Regions from separate parts of the Homo sapiens genome. Here regions 2 and 3 are each linked to region 1. A link is a loop called in an ENCODE intact Hi-C map of the cell type or tissue named here. Cell type or tissue: heart right ventricle. All regions are shown on one strand. Links, peaks and the distances in the headings refer to the core of each region. The heading gives the core; the rest is flanking DNA.

Region 1 (7,808 bases), core at 1,655-6,654:
GACATAATGTACTTATGATCATATTTACAGCTTTTTTCACTTAATGAGTCATGCACTCTCTCAAGTCATTAAATATTCTTCAATTGGTTGAATTTAGTGGCTTCATACTGCTTCATTATAAAAATGTCATACATAATTAAAGCATTTCTTTATGATTAGGCATATATAATTTATATTTTCATTTAAAAATAATTTTAATTAACATTATTTTGAAAACCCAAGTTTAAAAATTCTCCCCCATGTCTTTACTGCTGTTGAAATGTGAAGCTTTAGTAGATATTGCCATATCGCTTTCCATAAAGTTTTTACTCAGGACAACATTTATTAGTTGTAGTAGGCGAATAAAGGACCCCTTTGGCTAGGCACGGTGGCTCACATCTGTAATCCCAGCACTTTGGGAGGTCGAGGCGGGTGGATCACTTGAGGTCAGGAGTTCGAGACCAGCCTGGCAACATGGTGAAACCCTGCCTCTACTAAAAATACAAAAACTAGCCGGCCATGGTGGCACATGCCTATAATCCCAGCTACTTGGGAGGCTGAGGCAGGGGAATTGCTTGAACCCAGGAGATGGAGGTTGCTGAGGGCGCACCACTGCACTCCTGCCTGGACGACAGAGTGAGACTCTGTCTCAATAAATAAGTAACCCCTAAAAGTTCACTCCCTGATCCCTGGAACCTGTGACTCTGTTACCAGGGATGAGGGGGTGAGTTTTTTATCATATCTCCTTTAGATAATGGCTAACTGGGAAGGAGTTAGAGAAAAGGAGTGAGCGAAAAGGCAGAATGGCCATCTCTCTGGGGAATGAGTTCAGGTTGCTGGACCAAACAGCTACAGGATTTGGGCAGTCCTAAGTTTCATTTTCACTTTTCACACTAAGGATCTTTGTGGATGGGATCCAGGGTACAGACCTTGAGATGGAGAGATTATCCAGGTATGCTCAATCTAATACCTTGAGTCCTTGAAAGTGGAGACTCTTTTCTGAGTCTCAACAGAGAGAGGAGATGGAAGAAGAAGAAATGCATAGTATGAAAGGGACTTGACCCACTGTTGCTGACTTTGAAAATGGAGAAGGGGGCTCTGGGCCACAGAATACAGAGGCGTCTAGAAGCTGGGAAAATCTCTTGTCTGACAGCCATCAGGAAAATGAACATTTAGGCTCAATAAACCAATAACCCAAAGGAACTGAATTCTGCCAATGCCCAGAGCAATCGAAAAAATGGATCCTTCCCTAGAACTTCTAGACAGAAACACATTCCTGATAATACCTTGGTTTTAGCCTGCTGAGGCCTATGTTCAGCTTCTGAACTCCAGAATTATAACATAATACATTTATATTGTTTAAACCACTAATTTTGTGGTAATTTATTAATGCAGAAATAGAAAAGTAATACATTATTAACTGAAAGTATATGCTACTTTGTTAATAAAAAGTATTATTTTGTATATAGGCAAAACTAACCTATAGTGGTAGCATTGAGACTAGATGTTGTGGGGTATTGACTGGCAGGGAATGTGAGGGAGACTTTGGGGTTTAGAAATGTTCTGCAAATATTGATTTGGATGGTGATTCCTGGGGCATATGTATGTAAAAGTGATTTAACTTCTTTGAACTTTATTGTAGGAAACCAATGCCTCAATTTAAAAGTTAGCAGAAAGAAACTATTCCAGTATGAGCTTGTTTAAATTTGTGTCTACTGGTTGGTATTTTTGTGTACATGTTCAATGGTTTATGTTTTTATCTGGTGAATTATCTGGTAGTCTTCTTAGCTCAGGAGTTCAATTATTTTTTTAAATTTATTTATAAGAGACCTTAAATCTTCTACCTCTTGTTTATCTAATTTCTTTTTTAAAAAACTCTGGATCATCTTTTAACAATACTGAAGTTCCAGAACTTGAAACATATCCCTAACCTCAGGATTTCCTCTCACAAGAGGGAACTTACACTCTTACACAAAAGCATCTGGGACTGTCCCTGCCAATTGCCTCATATAACACTGATACAGAGTCAAGTTTTCTTTATAAATTGAGTTTATATAAATCCCCAGTCCACATGCATGGCAAGTGTCACACAAAAATAAACTCAGAAAATTTTCATTCTCCAGTGATGTGGCTTGACACAAAGGTGCATTCAGAGCTAAGAAATGAAAATAGTGGTAAAAGTCAATTATGAGAAAGCAAAGTGGGTTAGTAGAATGCAGGGCGTGTACGCCAAGTGCCTAATCCCAGCTTGCCTGCTTAGTAGCCATGGAACCTATTTAGATATTTTTAGGTCCACCTGCTTCGTGTATCAAATGTGGGGATATACAAGATCAAGGATGTCAAATAGGTTTTCAATGCAAGTGTCAACTCGAGAGGTTTATTGGAAAAGATAATGAGGCCTTATGTCGGCCATGAGAAATAGTGATGTGATTCTTTACTGATATTCTCCATCAGTACAGGATCAGGGAGGAGCCCAGCTCTGGGACATGTTGGCCATTCGTGGGCTAGGAGATTATCTGTGTTCCTCTCAATTTTATTTTCCTATGATTGATTATCATCTTGAAATGAGTCCAATCTGAGACTTGGACACTTAGGGCATTAGGAATCAGCAGAGAAGTGTTCTTTGCTGTTTAGCTGTAGGACAGGCAGGATAGTGGTTAAAACAATGGACTCTGTAGCCAGATTGCCAGGATTTGGATGCTTAGATGTTTTGAAAGCTTATTTCAGGTCTCTGTGCCACTGTTTTCCTATCAGCAAAATAGGTGTGAATTAAACTAGTTGACACAGGAAAAGGGCATTGAAAAGTGAGGTGTTAGCATATGGTAAGTATTTAATAAACTCATTGTTATAGATATTGATAGTGAGAATATAGTGATCAGAGGATGCTAAACAGAGACCCAGGATGTGGACTATTGAAGAAGGACTCCCTTAATTGTCTTCATGCATTCAGATGAAGACATGTGATAGAGATGGACCTTCAGGAATGCCTGTGCTGTAAATAAGGAAATAAAAAGAGTCTCCCGGAAACAGGGAAGCAAGAGACCCCAGGATCTTCACATCAGCCAGAGGTGCAGGATGCTCTGGACCCCAGAAAGAATAGGAGAAAGATCCCAGGTATGACACATACCCAGAGACACCATGCTCATGTTCTGCAGATGGTTCAGAGCCTGCAGTTGGAAAGTCCCTGTGTTTTGCAATTTCCCTTCCTTTGGTTTTGGTTTTAATGTGGATTTCAAAAACCTTAGCGTGAAAAACTAAAATGAAACTTAAGACTGCCCAATTCCTGCAGTTGTTTGTTCCAGCAGCCAGAATGCATTCCCTGGGGAGGTGGCCATTCTGCCCTTTCTCTCTCTCCTCCTTTTCTCTAACTCCTTCCTAGTTAGCCATTATCTAAAGCGGATGCAAAAACGTGCTCATAATTTAGGAGGTGGTGAATGGTGAGACCATGGTCTAGACCATAAGCTAGTAGAAGACAGGGATCAATTAGCATTGGAAAAGAAACAAATCTCCTGCAATGGAAGCTGTTCTCTGTCTTAAGTGATTCCCAAGGAACATAGCAGGGTCAGGTAGAAGAATGTTCTGCAAATCGCAAGTTCTGGAGAATGGCTACATTCTTCATCTTCATCTCAGATTTATTCAGAGATCACAAAAGTCATAGAAGTAATGGAAAGAGACACTAAGAGGGAGAGATGAAGTCACAGCAGGTCGCACAGCTGGTTTATGGCAATCCAGGACTGGAGAAGAAGTGAGAGGCCACACAGGACTTGGGCAGGTCATTCCAAAGACTGCCATGCAAGTTCAAAGCCGTGGGGTCCGAACTCAAATGTGAGAGAACAAAGGAACCTCAGAGAGCATTGGTGTTCCAGTGCTATACTGAGCTATACCTCTGTATCCCCAGGAAAACTGGTTGAAATCCTGATGGGGGCACTGTTCCACAACCCAATGTCCTGACTCAGAATCTTGGGATAAGGCCAGGAAATCTGCATTTTCAGGGGTAGTCCTGGTGATTCTGATTCATACTCAGTTTGGAAACCATCAGTCTAGTGCAAAAGGTAAGCTGGGTTTCATGGAAGAAAAAATGATTTGCACAGATTTACCTGACACACAGCCTAAAGAAAGAGCTGAGGATGCAATGCTCAAAGATGTGCAATGCATTCCTGTCTGGTTGCTGGTCCCTACTGGAAACTGCTCTATTAGAGGCCCCAACATCTCCAATTCTTTGAGTTTACAGGTTCATGCTATGGGAATTGGAGGAAAAACAGCCTGAGAACTTCTTCAACATAGAGACATACAGCATTTACCATTTTCCACCGCCTCCTGCCCAAGCCTTGCTGAGTGCCAGAGGGTCTTCTGAGTATCAATGCATATGGTGATATTTTAGTTTTTTTTTTTATTCCAACTCACTGTGTGCTTCTACACTTGGTTAGAGTTTTAGAGTTCACTCCTGATTGGTATTTGGAGATGAGATCTTGGTGGCAGGGGAAGTATACAGAACTACTTGATCTGGCATGAGGACGAATGAAGTTGTCTGGTTGCTAATTGCTCCCAGGACTTTTGTTGAATTTGGGGGTGGGGATGGGGGGCCTTAATGAAAAATCTGTGTCTAAGCAGGCAATGCCTGAGAAAGGAGTGGGTTCACAGTAATCCAGGTCCTGGCTGGTACATGAAGACAGATTTGAAATACTTTCCTTTCCAACTCTTCTCTAGCCAGTGCATGTGGTGATGTTTGCCAAGACATAGTTCCTGGGGCTAGGAAAACATGTGAGATCATCTGCCAGATTCCTTCACTTGCTGCCTGTAACACAGCATTATCCCCATTTAATGGAGAGGAAAACTGAGGCCCAGAAGGAGAATTTGATATTCCACAATGCTCAGGGAGTCAGTGCCACTCCTGCAATCAGCATCAATGTCTCCTGCTTCACAGGGTGAGATTTTCTAGTGCTCCATGCTTCTGAGTGCTCTGCTTTCTACAGAATCTATCATTCTCTCCCCAAGACTGGCAGGTATTGGCCCTGCTATTGGTCTTTACTGTTGGTGAGGAGGTAAAATTATAGCTAATTTTCATACAAATGGATCCCCGTTTGGAAAAAGGAGCTGGCCAAACTCATAGACTGCAGTTGAATCTTAGGGGTCATCCAGGAAGAGGAGGCCCTGTCTTTTTGAATCCATGTTTTAAAAGCTCTGCGGTTGGGGCTTACAGGGCTAGTGAGAGAGGGACGTGAACTTGGGGCTCAGGGTAGGCATGTCTCTCAATACTGCCTTGTGATATTTTGGTAGTGAGTTCTAGGAGCTGGGTCCCTAGGCCTCCCACTGTGTCCTCTTGACGAAATATCTTCAGTAAGCTCCAGCTGACCCCATTCTTCCTATGAGCTGCTGCCTCTCCTCCACCTCTACCATCCCTTCTTGCCTGGATTATTGCGGATACCTGCTCTCAGGTCCTCCTTTCCACATTCCATCCTCAGGCAGCCAGAAGCTCTGTCTTCATCATGCATACTTCTGATTAGTTTGCGTCTCTTCCCCACTAATTCACACACCTTCATTGTCTTCCTATGACATTCAGAACTGAACCCGACTGTCCATGTTGACATTCAAGACCCTCCAAAATGTAGCTCCAAGCTTGCATTCTAAGTTTTTAAAATGTTTTTCCTATTTCTGGACCAAATTCCAGCCAGACAAGAGTTCTGCTTCTTGCCTACTCTTCTGTCCACCCTAAATTAGTTCAGTCGAACCTCTCCTTTGATCTCACCCCATCATTTAAGAGAGGTCCTGCTTATGCCTCTTCTTCACTGAGAAGTGTAACCTGACCACTGAATCTATTGCCACCTGCTCTTCCTCTGATGTTTCAATTCACCATTGGTGTTCCTCTGGAGTTCATGATAGGTTGAATGGGACTGACTGCAGCCAGGGAGAACATTTCAGAGGCTATTGCTATAGATTGGGTGGGAAAGCTCCCCTGGTAGGAAAGAAGGTGTGGTGGGCAGGAGAGGAAGGAAATGGCTGTGGGCTGACGCTGAACAAGTGACCACAGTCCTTGGTCCCAGGAGGTTGGAATTAGGGACTAGAATCACAGTGCCAGGGCAGTCTTGTCTGTCTTCAACCTGCATGGAGACCAGCCAAGTCAAAAGCCATTCGATGGGATCATGACCTCCACTTCCTAAAGCCATGCCCTCACCCCCAGCTTCATTCTTCCAGCTTCATCTTTTTCAGAAAGAAAATATAACTACCCAATTTTATTTTGTTATTTATACTTTATTAGAGAAGGTTGCTGGCAACCAGACCTAAGCCTGTCATAAACAGGCCTTAAAGAAACTGGCCATAAACAGGATTTCTGCAAAAATGTGACATGCTCATGATGGCTATGATGCACACTGCTAGAAGTTGTTGGTTTACTGGAGCAGGGCAAGGAATGCCTGGCCCATCTGGAGCGGGAAACTGCTCAAACCACAAGCAATAGCATGAGCGGCCTGCGCCTTAACATGTTTTTGCTGCGGATAATCAGCCAGAGCCTATTTCTCTACTCCTTGCTAAGAATTCTTTGTTTCCCCTAAGGAATGCTTTTAGCTAATCTATAACCTATACAAACAATGTGTATCACTGGCTTACTGTCAATAAATATGTAGATCAAACTCTGTTCGTGGCTCTCAGCTCTGAAGACTGTTAGCCCCCTGATCCCACTTTGCACTCTATTTCTGTGTCTTTATCTTCAATTCCTCTAGCACCGCTGGGTTGGGGCCTCCATGACTGAACTGGTCTTGGTAGAAGGTCTCACTTTTTTCCCCAGGCTGGAATGCAGTGGCATGTTCACAGCACACTGCAGCCTCAATCTCCTGGCTCAAGCAATCCTCCCACCTCAGCTTCCTGAGTAGCTGGGAATACAGGTGTGTGTCACCATACCTGGCTACTTTTTGTGTTTTTTATAGAGAGAGGGCTGTGCCATGTTGCCCAGGCTGGTCTCAAACTCCTGGGCTCAAGTAATCCACCCGCCTTGGGCTCCTAAAATGGTGGATTACAGGTGTGAGCCACTATGCCGGACCAACTGCCTAATTTTATAAACAAAATGTTCTCTTGAAAATCTCAGAGCTATACAATAGAGTAGACCTGTTCCCCAAACTGGTGTCCTGGGAAGAGCCCAGAGACTGGCTTCGGTGGCCTAGAATTCCAGTTCCAGCTTGTACCAATCTGGTTTCTCTTGAAACATATTCCCATTTTTTAGGGAAAAAAAATTTCCCCTAAATTCTGAAGACCCTTATTGCAGTGACATTCTGAGGGCCCTTATTGATCAGATTGTCCTGAAGGTTAACTTTCCTGAAAGGAGAGAGAGGCCTTACCTGGTTCAGCAAACACCTGGGAACTCATGGTGGCAGTCAGCACAGAAGAGCTGGGGAGACCTTCATGTTAGAGGGCAAGAGTTGGAGGTTTCTGGGATTTTCTAGGCCTCTCTGCTCCTTTGGCTGCTTTACTTAATTTTTTAAACTAAATCATGATGTTATTTTATAGGATGTAAAGAATTAGGGAGAAGAGAGAGAATTCCTTGGCAGAATTATTGTCAAAGAATTATGAGATGAGATCCAAAATCTGCAGAGTGGGCATTGGGTCCTGGGGAGGTTTCCAAGAAGTGGAAAAGGGAAGCAGTGGGCTGGGACTGGGCACATTTTCCATCCATTGCTGAGACTAATGGGGATGGGATAGGAAAGGGAGGTGCAGTTATGCCCAGCCTAAAAAGAGGAAATGCTCCAAGTTGGATCATCTCATGGGCTGCACTTCCTTTGCACTTAAATGTTTTCTGTAGAAAAGAGAGGAAGAAAGTAAATTGTGGTCATCAGAGAGGT
Region 2 (6,310 bases), core at 1-5,000, 110 kb after region 1:
CAGTGGCATCTTTCAGGGAAGAGCCCTAAATGTTTTCCAACCTGATAGATGTCTCAGATGAGGTTAAATATCTCTTAGACTTAGGTTGGATTTTGCATGACCCATGATATAAAGGCAGTCGAGCATAGTGGTTAAGAAAGCGAGCTTTGGTGTTAGGTTGTGGGAGTTTGAAACTCAGCTTTTTTGGTTTTAGTCAGGTAACCTTGAGAAACATGTTTAACCTCACTGTGTCTCATTTTAGTCATTTATAAACCAGAGATGATAACTGCACAGATCTTTCAGGGCTCTACGGAGAATTAGCTGTCATAACGTAGGCTAAATACTAAGTACTTGACACATAGGAAACATTCCACATGGACTAGGTCCCTTCTTCTTGCCCCTGCAGGCTCCCCAGTTCCATTCCTTTTTGCACAGGCTTGCCTATGTTAATTTCCTAGGAACTGGCTTCCTCTTGCCACTCTCTTTCTATGCACTTTGAATGGCTTCCAGCCATTCATAAGCCATCAGTTTAAGAGATACAAAAAGGCTCTCATCTGAGCCCTCAAGACCTTCCACAATATGCCCCCAACCAACCCCTCCAGTTGTATTTTCAGCTATTCCTCCCAAGACCCTCCCTCTGGCCTAGCTGACCTCTCTATTCTCACTAAACCTCTTCACTCAGGCCAAGACTGTATCCTGACTTCTTTCTCCATCTCTTCAAGCCTTACTCACCCTCTAAGTCTCAGTGGAAGACCTCCCCTCCTACAGGAAGTCCTCCCTGACTAGACAGAAATTCTGCGCCATCCACATGGTAATTAGTCACCAGCAGAAGTATCTCTCTGCAGTTTTGCTTTTGCTTGCTTTTGCATGTGATCTTCCCCTCAGTATGAAAGCTCTTTGAAGAAAGGCTCTGTGTTTTCATAATTAAGGCTTGGCATTCAGTAGGTACTCAATAAAGGCTGGCTGGCTAGATGGGTGAAGAAGCATGGGTCTTAGAAGACTCCTATGGGTTGGACAGGGATGACAGTAAATCTCTGAATGCCCCTGGGACTTCTCAGGGACACAGAGGAGGGAGAAGCTATTCTTTACTACCCCTGGGAGTTTGTGTGGAGCTGTGGGAAATGAACCGGCACACTTTCGTTAGCTGAGTGTGTGCTAAAGCCCCCTCCGCCTTTTCCTCAAGGCTCGTCAAAGTGGTCACTTGGTAGCTAGTTCTGCAGTGAAGGATTAAGGTTCAGGGTCAGACCCTGAACTCCAGTGGCAGCTGCAGCTTTTACTAATGATGTGAACTTTACAAGTTCATTAACCTATCAGTGTCTCAGTGTCACTGCCTACCTTTAAAATGGCGATAACCAGGCTAGGCACAATGGCTGACACCTGTAGCCCTAGCTACTCTGGAGGCTGAGGTGGGAGGATTGCTTGAGCCTGGAAGTTTGAGGATGCAGTGACCTATGGTCGCACCACTGCACTCCAGAGTGGGTGACAGAGTAACACTGTTTCAAAAACACAATAAATAAATAAATAAATAAATAAATAAAATAAATAGGGATAACAACTGTTCCTACCTCAACTCGTTGTGAAGATTACATGAGCTAATGCACATGAGCAGTTAGAACACTGCTGCAGTGAACACCAATACATAACCTCTGTATGGATCATTTTGGTCTATAGGTTTGGACAGGATGACATGGAAAGAAAAAGCAGACTCAAACTCCATCGCTATCACTTCTAGATCCGTGATTAGGAACATGTTCTCCTTCTCTGAAGCTTTGTTTACTTGTCTTTACAACAAAGAAAATCATACCCATGATAAAGGATGGGCATGGAAATGAAATACTGTTTATTAAGCATGGATATTACATTAAGTATAATTACATGTTGCCTATTAAGCATGGAGAACAGTGCCCGTCATATATGGGGATCATGGGTATGTTCTTATTCTTTTCCATTTAAGTCTCCCTTTTCTGCCTGGCGGAGTGGCTGGGCTGAGATTGTGGTAACCGTAGGAAAGAGAGGGGAAAATGCAACTTCGTGTAGAGGTTAGTGTGGGTCTGCTGTCACCTGCTGGATTAAGTAGGTAAAGACATTGCCAGGTGCTCTCTGCTGCCACCTTATGGTGAAAGAGGTTTCTAGCAGAAGAGCATATTTGTCTAGTCCTGCTTGTGTTCTGTTCCTCCTCACACCCCTCCAACAATGCGTGCTCTCCCGACCTACCTTCTCTCAAACTCTACCTGGGGAGCACTTACCAAGTGCCAGATATTGTATAGACTGCGATTAAAAGATTAATGAGACAGAGGCTCTGGCACTGACAAGCAGTGCTCACTCTTTAAGGGACCTAAGAAATATGTGGAGAACTTTATTATTTTTTAAAATCACATTTATTCACATACAATTTATTTTCACACAACAAAACGCATGCTCTTTAAATGTACACATTGATAAGTTTTGACAACTGTATATGCACGTGGAACCACCGCCCCAGTCAAAATATTGAACGTTTCTGTTATCCCACAAAGTTTTCTCATGGCGCTTGGTAGTCAATCTTCACCACTTCCTACCTACCCCAGGCAATCCTTGATCTGACTTCTCTTGCTATAGTTTGTTTTGCCCTTTCAAGGACTTTATATAAACGGAAGTGTACAGTATACACTCTTTTGTGTCTAGCTTCTCTAGCACAACAAATTGTTTTTGAAATTTATCCATGCTTTTGTAGGTATCCGCAGTTTGTTTTCTTCTATTGTTAAGTGGTATTTCAGTGAATAAATACATAATTCATTTATCCATCCTCTTGATAGATTTTTTGACTGTTTCCAGATTTATGCTGTGGTGCAAAAAACTGCAGGCACGTTTGTGTATAAGTCTTTGGGTGAACTTTGTGAGTCCTTTGTGTGGTTTTTATTTATCTTGGGCGAATTTCCAGAAGTAAAATTGATGGGTCGCAGGTAGATGCATGTTTAACTGTGTAAGAAACTGACAAACATTTTTCCAAAGTAATTATGCCATTTACGTACCTACTACAAGAATTCCGATTGTCCACATGCTCACCAGAGCTTGCTAGTTTTCTTTGTTTAACTTTTAGCTATTTTAATGTATGAAGTTACATCACATCGTGGTTTGAACTTGCAATTTGTTGATGATTAGCAATGCTGATCATTTTTTCAGGTGCTTATTGATCATCTGTGTGTCTTTTTAGGAAGTGGCTATTAGAGTTATTTTGCCCTCTTTAGTATTGACTTGTAAGAATTCCTTTTATATTTTGAATATAAGTCATTTGTCAGATGTATGTATTTTCTCCATCGTGTGGCATGTCTTTTCAATTTCACATTAGTGTCTTCAAAGGGAAGTTTTCAGTGTTGTTAAGGTCCAATGTAGCAACTTCTTTTTCTTGTCTTTTCTTTTCCCTCCCTCCCTTTCTTTCCTTTCTCTGTCTTTCCCTTTCTCCTTCCTTCCTTCTCCTCCTCTTTTCTTTCTTTCTTTCTTTTTTCTCCTTCCTCCCTCCCTGCCTTCCTTCCTTCCTTCCTTCCTTTCTGTTTCTTCTTTCTTCTTTCTTTCTTTCTCTTTTTCTTTCTTTTTCTTTTTTCTTTCTTTCTTTCTTTTCTCTTTCTTTCTTTTCTTTCTTTTCTCTCTCTCTCTGTTTCTTTCTTTCTTTTTTCTTCTTTCCTCCTTTCCTCTCCTGTCCTCTCCTCTTCTCATTAGTGTTTTTTATGTCTTCTTCAGGAAATATTTGTCTAACTAAGGTTGCAAAGATACTCTCCTGTGTTTTCTTTTAAAAACTTTACATGGTCAAGTGTCACTTAATGACAGGAATACATTCTGAGAAATGGATTGTTAGGCAATTTCATCATTGTTCAAATGTCATAGAGTGTATTTACACAAACCTAGATGGTATAGCCTACTGCTACACCCTCTTGCTCCTAGGCTACAAACCATACAGCGTGTTACTGTGCTGAATACTGTAGGCAGTTATAACACAGCAGAAAGTATTTATGTATATAAACGTATCTAGACATTAAAAAAGTACAGTAAAAATACAATATTATAATTTTATGGGACCATTATGGTATATTCAATGCATGACTGTAATTGTGATTTAAATTTTTACTTAATGATGTACAGTGTAAGGTATGATGTGAGGCTTTTGTTTTGTTTTGTTTTCAAATATATATCCATTGAGCCAGCACCATTTATTGAAAAGACTATCTTTTTTCATTGAATTACCTTCAACAGAGTCAACTGAGCATACATATATGGGTCTATTTCTGAATTCTGTTCTATTTCATTGATATATTTTACTATGTCCATGCCACTTTGTGTCTTGATTTCTGTAATTTTATAGTAACCCCTGAATCAGTTTGAAAGTATCTAACTTTATTCTTCTTTCATAATTATTTTGACTATTGTAGGTCCTTTGCATTTTCAAATGAATTATATAGCTTATCAGTTTCTATAAAAAGATCAGCTGGGATTTTCACTGTATTGCTTTGAACTGGTAAATTGACGGAATTGATATTTAAGCTTCTATTCCATGAACATGGTATAGCTTTCCAATTATTTATGTTTTCTTTAATTTCTCCTAAAGTTTTAAGTGTAGATATCTTGTACATATTTTGTAAAATTCATCCTTAAGAATTTTATACCCTTAGATGCTATTGTAAATGATATTCCTTATCATTTTTTATTTTGTCACTAGTAAACATAATTAAAATAGATTTTTGTATATTGATCTTGTATGCTGAATCCTTGCTAAATTCCCCTATTAGTTCTCATATTTTAGATTCCTTTAGGATTTTATACGTTAAAGATTATGCTATTTATGAGCAAGGACAGCTTTTTTTCTTCCTGTACAATCTGTATACCTTTTATTTCTTTATCTTGTGTTATTATGCTGGCTAGGATAGCCAGTGCACTACATTATGGAAGTGGTTACAGCAGATACCCTGTTTTGGTACCAGTCTTTGATAGAAAGTATTTACTGTATTACTATTATGTATTTTGTTACCTGCAGATTTTAAAATTATTGACTTTTATCAGACTGAGAACATTATTTTTTGTTCTTCATTTACTGGTACATTTGTTTTCAATCATGGATTAATGTTGAATTCATCAAACAATCTTTTCTGCATATTTTGAGATAATCATTACATGATTTTTCTCCTTTTTTGGTTCATGTGGAGAATTATATTAATTTACTTTTAAGTGTCAAAACATCCTTACATTTCTAGGATAAACCTTACTTGGTTGTGATATGTTTTTCATATATTGCTGGTTTCAATTTGCTTTTATTTTTCAAGAATTTTTGTGTCTATATGAGTAATATTGGTCTATAATTCTCATTGCTTGTAGTCTTCTTGACAGGCTTTGTTATAAAGGTCTTGCTGCAGTTATGAGATGAGCTAAGAAGTGTTTCCTTGTTCTTTCTTTCCTGAAAGAATTTGAGATATACCGTTATAGAAGGGCAAGCTGTGGACTAGGAAGATTCTTAACCTTGTAACTTTGGACAATTAAACTCTAGGATTTTGGTTTCTTATCTGTAAAGTGTGGTTGATATTGTCTACGTAGCCTGGTTGTGGTGAAGAATGGATGAAGTGATGCCTGAAAAACTGCCTAGCAGTGCTCTTAGTAGGCCCTTGACATATGGGAGGTGTTTTGATAATTAACATGATTACTAGTACATCACTAGCGGGGACTAGAAATCTAGCACGAGATGATTCTCAAGGTCCTTTCTGCTACAAAATTCCAACATTCTTTTCTTTCAAAGAGCTAACTATTGAACAATTGCAGAGCTTTAAGAATTGATTTTAACTGTTATCTTATGTGATCCCTCAGTAGCCTCCAGAAGGTGCCACCATTGATGTAATTTCTTCCTTTAACAGATGAGGAAACTGAGGTTGGTGAGTTGGGCAATTTGCCAGGGGCAACATGGCGGATTGGTTGCTATCACTCATTGTGAAGTCAGAGTTACAGGCAAGGGAGCAACAGGGCTGAGGAGATACCTGTTCTCCCAGTTTCACGGCCAGTACAAGGCCATTCTTACACTGCTCGGGGGAGCCCCTCAGGAGAAGACACATTTAAGAGTTTCCAGCAAGAAGAGTCAGGTCATGCAGTCAGCTGCTTTCTCAGCCCAGCTGTGGGAATGTAAACAAGTTTCTAACCTCATTGAATCTTAGGTTCCCTGTTTGGAAACAGATGAGATCCACAACAGCCATTATCTTATTGGATGGTTGTTGTATGGCAGGGGCTGTACTGAAGAGTCACACACATTACTTAGTCTTCCCAACAATCCTGCAAGGTAAGTATATCAGCCACAGGTGAGAAAAGTGAGGCTTAAGGA
Region 3 (6,310 bases), core at 1-5,000, 53 kb after region 1:
CCCTTGTCCTTTTCTGAGTCACCTTATCTTGGAAAAGTAGCGTTAAAGCAAGACTGTGGGTACCACGTCTGCTTGGATGGTCCATGATAACTCAGAGAGAAGACAATGTGGTTCAAGGAGAAGAAGAGGGGGCCTTACCTGGCTGAGCGAGCCCTTGGGGAATGAAGGTGGCTGCTATGAGCAGCAGGCACAGAAGGGCGGCAGAGACTTTCATGCTGGAGGCGAGAGTGCGAGCTTCAGTTTGAGAATTGGATGTTTCTGGGTTAGTCTCAGCCTCTCGGTTCCTCTGGCTGCTGTCTCTGCCTCTTATTGAAAGCGGGCAGAGGGAGAGAGGGCGGAGTCAAGCAGGAGGAGGGATCTTCCATGAGTGATAAGTGGGCTGTTAAATCTGCTGAGCAAATGCAGCATCCTGTGGATTTCCAGGAAGTAGGAAAGGGAAGCAGGGGGTCAGGACGAGACACTTTTTCCATTCACTGCTGAGACCAAATGAGCAAATGGGGAGGATGGGGTGCCATTAAGCCCAGACTGACCACAGATGTGAACTAAGAGGGTTATTTTTAAGGATTCTGCTTTCTCTGAAGCGAAAACTGCAGAAAAGGAAGGAAGCGAGGAAACTAGATGAAAGCATGTCAGGCTCGCTGCCAGCTTACCTTCAGGCCACATTCCAAGGGGCCTCCCAGCCAGGAAGGAGCTCTCAAGCTTTGGCCGGCTCCCTGACAATGCATTAAATCCATTTGCTCATTCAAATGCAGAATAGTAGCATCATAGAAGCCTAGCAGAACTGTAGGATTGTGTAAACATTGAACTGAATTCTAAGAGTTCTAGGGTTTCAGACTTGGACAAAGGCATAGACAGCATGTAGTGCTGCAGAAGAAATGCCAGTGTCATACTCACAGAGTGCTTACTCTGCCAGGAATATTCTCAGACCTTTACAAATATTAACTCTGTAAATTCCCCAACTTTATCTAGTAGGGATTGCTAATTTTCATGTTATAGATCAGGCAACTGAGGCACAGAAGGGTTAAATAGCCTGCTCAAGGTCCCCTCGAGCACAGAACCCAGGCAGCCCTGTCCCCAGTGGGCTGCCACCTCTCTGACATACTGCTGGAAGGAAACGTGTACAAGTCCTCCAACTAGTTGCCTGCTTGGGTCCTCTCTCTGTCCTCAGCATCTTCCAAATGGGCAGACAGCTAAAGGAGAATCTAGAAACATTCCTCATGGCTAAGTCATTATGAGTTAGGAGGCTGTTGCTAGCATAGCAGGCAGCAGTGGACAAGAAGTTCATCCCTGGTTATGGCAGCTATTCTCCTGGCTTCCTTCTTAATTTCCAAGGGACATGAGTAAGCAGTGGAGGAGTATTTCGGGAATTGGAAAGCCTGACTTCATTCCTCAGTTGTGCCTTAGATTTCCTCAGAAACTACAGAAGCACACTGATAAAAACCCAAAGACCTTAGAATTCATTTCAGTGAACTGTTGTCTCTTACAAATATGATAGGAGTACTTGAGGCATGTTAATGGCTGGGCTGAGTTTAAAATTCTGATCTCTCGATTCTCCTAGCCCACTGCCTCCTCCTTCTGAGCCTTGCGGTGCCCTTGCCCAATGGGCATACAAAGACTAGTGACTTCTTTCATAAAGGGTCACTGAGGCAATGTCTATAAATGCATGGGGTTTCTTGAAAGAAAACACTTTTCACTACACTTGTAAAAAGAAACGGGTTGTATTCAACAAATGACTGTTTTATTTCTAGTAAGTGGTCAGTAATGGCATTGTTGAGTGCATTCAGGGAGTCAGGTATGGTGCTGACATACTTTCCAGCGCTGCCTGCCCAGTCCTCCAACCAACCCAGCTTTCGTTAGGTTAAAACTGAAGTTATTTGTCCAGTAACTCAGACAGAATAGTAGATGTGCTGAGACTCCCACCCAGGATGTTTCCATTCCAGAATCTCTTCTTCCTGGGACTAGACTTGATGTCTCATGATGGATATTGGTTTCCTGGAGAATCCCAGAGCAGAGACTCTATGGAGTGGCCATTTCAGACTCTGGTGGAATTACAAAAAGCAGGATGAAGAGAGAACAAATCAACTCGAGCCCTGCTTTGCTTGTGCCTCTTGAGGAGCCTTATTCTTGTTCTGCCTGAATCTCACTAGTTACTCCTTTTCTCCCCAACCAGTGTTGAAACTTCTCTGTGTTTGTCTCAGTCCTCTGCTCATGCCTCAATCCATTCTTATCCAATGAATAAAATGTTTCCAGGACTAGAGACTGTGCAACTTTGTGTAGGAATTTCTTCCTAGGCCATCTCACCTCATCTTCCAAGAAGTTTTCCTCATATCAGGGGAAACCTCTCTCTAATCAGTTAGTGCATCCTTTACCATGAACTTGGTGGACCGCATTCAATTTCCCTTTATAATCCAGTCATGCTTCGGGTTTTCTCTAGGTTAACAAGCTGAAAGATGCTGAGATCTTTAAATAAGTCTCTCCTGGCTTAGTCATATCAGCATCACTCATAGAATCCCAGAATCAATGGGCTTATAGACATCCTGTGGCATGACCACTTGTTTTTATCTGATAAAGCCACAATCCAGAGAAGGAGACCAATTAGCCCATGGTCACAGAGAAAAACTTCCCAGCTTTGCTGGCTGAGTGTTCACATAGGCTTCTGAGTGTTGGAAGCATGTCTCTACTTCAGGAAGGAGTTGTCATCTCTGGAAAGTGACTTGGCCTTTGCATATATCAGACAGTAAACACAGGGAAGGTGAAGGGTATGAATCAGAAAAGAAAGTCTTCTGGAAAGTGATAGCTGTCTGCCTCCCACTTCTGCTCTGTCAAGAAAAGATGCCCTCCCCCGCTGGGAGGTCAGTGCTGGCGTGAGAGAAGTGAGTGGAAATTCCCACTCTGAGGAGGCAGCTTTGGAAGTTCCCAGATCCCGTAGAAGAGAATGCATTTGGCTGGAGCCTGCATTCCAGATACTGGGCCCGGAGCCAGGGAGCTCTCACATGGGGCTGTGCTGGGAACATCTCGGCACAAGCCTGGGTTAGGCTCTGGCACAAACCTGGGTTGGACTCTCGCTTGGGGACACACAAGGGAAAGGCCCCCAGAGGGGCTATGGGGAAAATGAGGGTCAATGCTCTGATGCTGTCCAGAATCCTCAGTTACCCCGGGGCCTCCTCTCTATCAACTCATAGATAAAGAATGGAAAAGCTCCTCTTGGTGAATAATGCTTTCTTCATTCCTCCCGGGGTCTGACCCCACCACTAAGATCCTCTGCATGAACCTTGGTCATCGCTGCAGACTCCCACTCAGTGTCAGGGGTGAAAAAAAGAGGAAGTAAAAGTGAGCTCTCTGGAAAGATCTGAAGCCACTGCCTGGGCTCCCACCAACTTCTGCGGTTCACTTGTCCCTCCCCACCTAGTGCAGGCTCCCTTGCTGGTGCTCCCTTCACTCAGCCTTCAAGAGAGATGCACCGTAGCTCTGCACTCACCATGTCCTTTCTAGACAACCCCCACTCAAGGCCTCTCCTCCAGGCTAGCTCCAGGTAGAATAGAGCCCATTTTCCCAGGGCCGCTACTCTGCAATCCCTTTCCTGTCAAGGATGAAAATCTTTCCTTAATTTTTCACAGAATGTCAGAAAATGAACGAGACCTTAGAGACCATCTACCTGTTTCTCTGATGGGGAGACTGAGGCCATGAACAGGTTAGTGACAGGCTCAAGGTGAGATAGAAGACGAATGGCTACATTTGTGCTGGTTTGCTTATTTCTGGGCTCTCAATGTAGTGCCCTTTGTCATCTACTGCACTATCTCTTTATTATAACATTCATACAATTAGCACATACCCTGTGCAGAGCACCAGGTAGAGGACTGCACAGGGAGGGAGAAGTGAATTAGACATGATGCTTCCTTTTCAGAAGAGATGCTAAAGTAAGAATCCATGGAAAGTAGGACTGAATTTAGGAATAAATCTGATCAGTACTTACCCCAAGCTTCCAGCATCTAAGATTTCTTGCTTTCTGGATTGGATCTGCCCCAGGTCTAATTGCATGCAGTAGCCAAGAATACTCCTGAGCATGGGAATAGGGGTGGCGATGGGCATAGCATATGAGAACAGAAAGAGTAGTGGCCTGAGTTGGTGGGTGGGGGTGATGGTGGTGAGGAGTAGTGATGCCTGAGGAAGCAAGAGGCTTGTTCTTTAGATTGTCTTCTGAGCCAGCCCTCACAGATTAGCACCTGAGCCCTAGAGGGAGGAGACTGATGTGGGTTGGGGGTAAGAGTTAAATAAATTCTTAGGCTAAAGGCAGCGTGAGCCACTCTACAGCACTTTCGTGTTACACATTGGGGGAGAAAATGCTTTCCTCATTTGGGGCTTGCATTGTACAAGGTGGCCTGAGCAGTGTGATGAGGGGGTCAAGGTGCCGAACTGGGAGAGGGGGATGGGCAGGTCTTAGGGAAACAGAGATCAGATGGAGTGGAGACAGAAACACTTTTTTGACAATAGCCTTTTGTTGACTCCTTTAGCACCTGTGCTGGGGTCATCTAAGGGAACAGAATAATTGCATTAACCAGAAAGATACAGAGCGGTGAGAGTCCCAGCTGAGGGGCCCAGGGAAGGCTCGTGATGGTACATTTAAGATGGGCTCAAGGGTTGGGCAGATTTTTGAACCTTGGCGATCGGTGGGTGAAGGAGGGGTCACATTTTGGGCAAACTTACAAAGGTTGCAAATTGTAATGTGCTTACCCATCTCCTTAGGATCTTGCTAAAGTAGAGATTCTGACTGTAGGTTTGGGGTGGGCCTGCGGTTCTGCATTGCTAACCGGTTCCCAGGTGATGATACTGCTGCTGGTGCATGGCTCTGCTAGAACAACTTTAACATTTGTCTTTGGATAGGAAATGCTGGCCAGGTGGGAAAATACTGAGCAGCTCATTTTGTCCAGACCAGGACTCTTGTCTGTGGCCCTTGGATAGGCTCCCAGATCCATCAGGAGTTGTCTTCCACATTTATGTTTTTGTGCATTTTTCTGGAGAGAGGGTCAGTAGCTTCTATTAGATTAGCAAAGGCATCCATGACCTCCAAGTAGTTAAGTGCCATTGAATTTATCAGAGAGTTCTGGGCTTCAACCCAGACCTGCTGAATCACAGTCTGCATTTTTTATTTTATTTTATTTTTTTGAGACAGAGTCTCACTCTGTCACCCAGGCTGGAGTGCAGTGGCACTATCTCTGCTCACTGCAACCTGCGCCTCCTGGATTCAAGAGGTTCTCCTGCCTCAGCCTCCCGAGTAGCTGGGACTACAGGCACATGACATCACGCCTGGCTAATTTTTATATTTTTAGTAGAGAAGGAGTTTTACTACATTGGCCAGGCTGGTCTCAGACTCCTGACCTCAGGTGATCCACCTGCCTCGGCCTCCCAAAGTGCTGGGGTTACAGGCATGAGCCACTGCGCCTGGCTACAATTTGCATTTTTTTCTATGTAAAGCTGTATTTTTTCTATGTCCTCCCACAGCCCCCTCAGATGATTGTCAGACTGTGTATGGGACCCCAGAATGAAGCATGGGGTATTTGAAGACAGAGCTATGCTGGCTGAGCTGGGAGGCACCAACAGGAATAAGTACAGGCAGATAAGAAGCAAGACACAAGAAGGAAGGGAACGAGAAGGGAATACGGAAGAGAAAGAAGAGGTAGCATGGAATAACAGAAGGAGCCCCAGGTGGTGTCAGAACACCAGGGCCAAAGGCCTGGCTCTGCCTCTTTCTAGCTGTGTGGCCTTGAGCAAGTCCCTTGACCTCTCTGGGCCTCTTCTGTCAAAGGGGATTAGTAAGACAGCTGCTTCTGACATTGTCATGAGACTTGTATGAATTAATAAACCAAGAGTGCTCTGTAAGCAACTTGTAAAGAGCTGTGTCAGTCTGAGGGCTCGTGGCATGCCTTCTCAGGGGATGTCCCAGGGCACATGCCAGTTTCTGGGCATTGGATGCCTACAGTCCTGATGCCCAGTACAAGCTTCTGCTGTGATATCTTGCTATGAAAATGTGTTGGCCATTTTTATTATATAATGCATAGGGAGGTTTCCATTTCCTAAGCTTTTTTTCATCCCCATTCTGTCTGCCCATGACAAAAAGCTGAAGGTCAAAGAAGTAACCCCAGAATCAAGCCAGGGCCTCAGCTCCTCACACAGCAGCCAGCTCTCACCAGAAGGTCCCACCCTGCCAGGCCCTCTCCTGTCTCCTCACCTCATGTCACCCTCAGCCCCACTCTCTGCTTCCAGAACACACCATAGCTCCATTCCACCTTGAGGCCTTTGCCCATGCTGGACC

The links. Peaks named below come from ENCODE experiments on the same cell type or tissue, not always from the same donor. Only the 100,000 strongest peaks of a DNase experiment are listed, where the experiment ranks them.
Region 2: it touches region 1 in a loop (12-fold over the local background); 68 of 110 quality-filtered maps call a loop at or near these places.
Region 3: it touches region 1 in a loop (2.7-fold over the local background); 30 of 110 quality-filtered maps call a loop at or near these places.

The regions. Positions count from the first base shown.
Region 1 is chr17:34,302,715-34,310,522 of GRCh38, reverse strand. No RefSeq gene overlaps it. Among named protein-coding and RNA genes, the nearest start is that of CCL8, 13 kb to the left of the region's middle. In heart right ventricle, for the core only: a CTCF peak has its summit at 3,899; a DNase peak (open chromatin) is centred at 3,907; H3K27ac peaks cover 1,381 bases.
Region 2 is chr17:34,195,872-34,202,181 of GRCh38, reverse strand. No RefSeq gene overlaps it. Among named protein-coding and RNA genes, the nearest start is that of LINC01989, 15 kb to the right of the region's middle. In heart right ventricle, for the core only: CTCF peaks have their summits at 1,854 and 2,067 (motif pointing left); a DNase peak (open chromatin) is centred at 2,071.
Region 3 is chr17:34,249,254-34,255,563 of GRCh38, reverse strand. It overlaps CCL2 (C-C motif chemokine ligand 2), which reads right to left and starts at 279. Exons shown (of 3, transcript NM_002982.4): 1 at 139-279. The coding sequence starts at 214. RefSeq lists enhancers at 1-582, 583-1,557, 2,501-3,700. In heart right ventricle, for the core only: no CTCF peak of the experiment used is centred there; DNase peaks (open chromatin) are centred at 333, 613, 1,247 and 2,983; H3K4me3 peaks cover 1,255 bases; H3K27ac peaks cover 5,000 bases.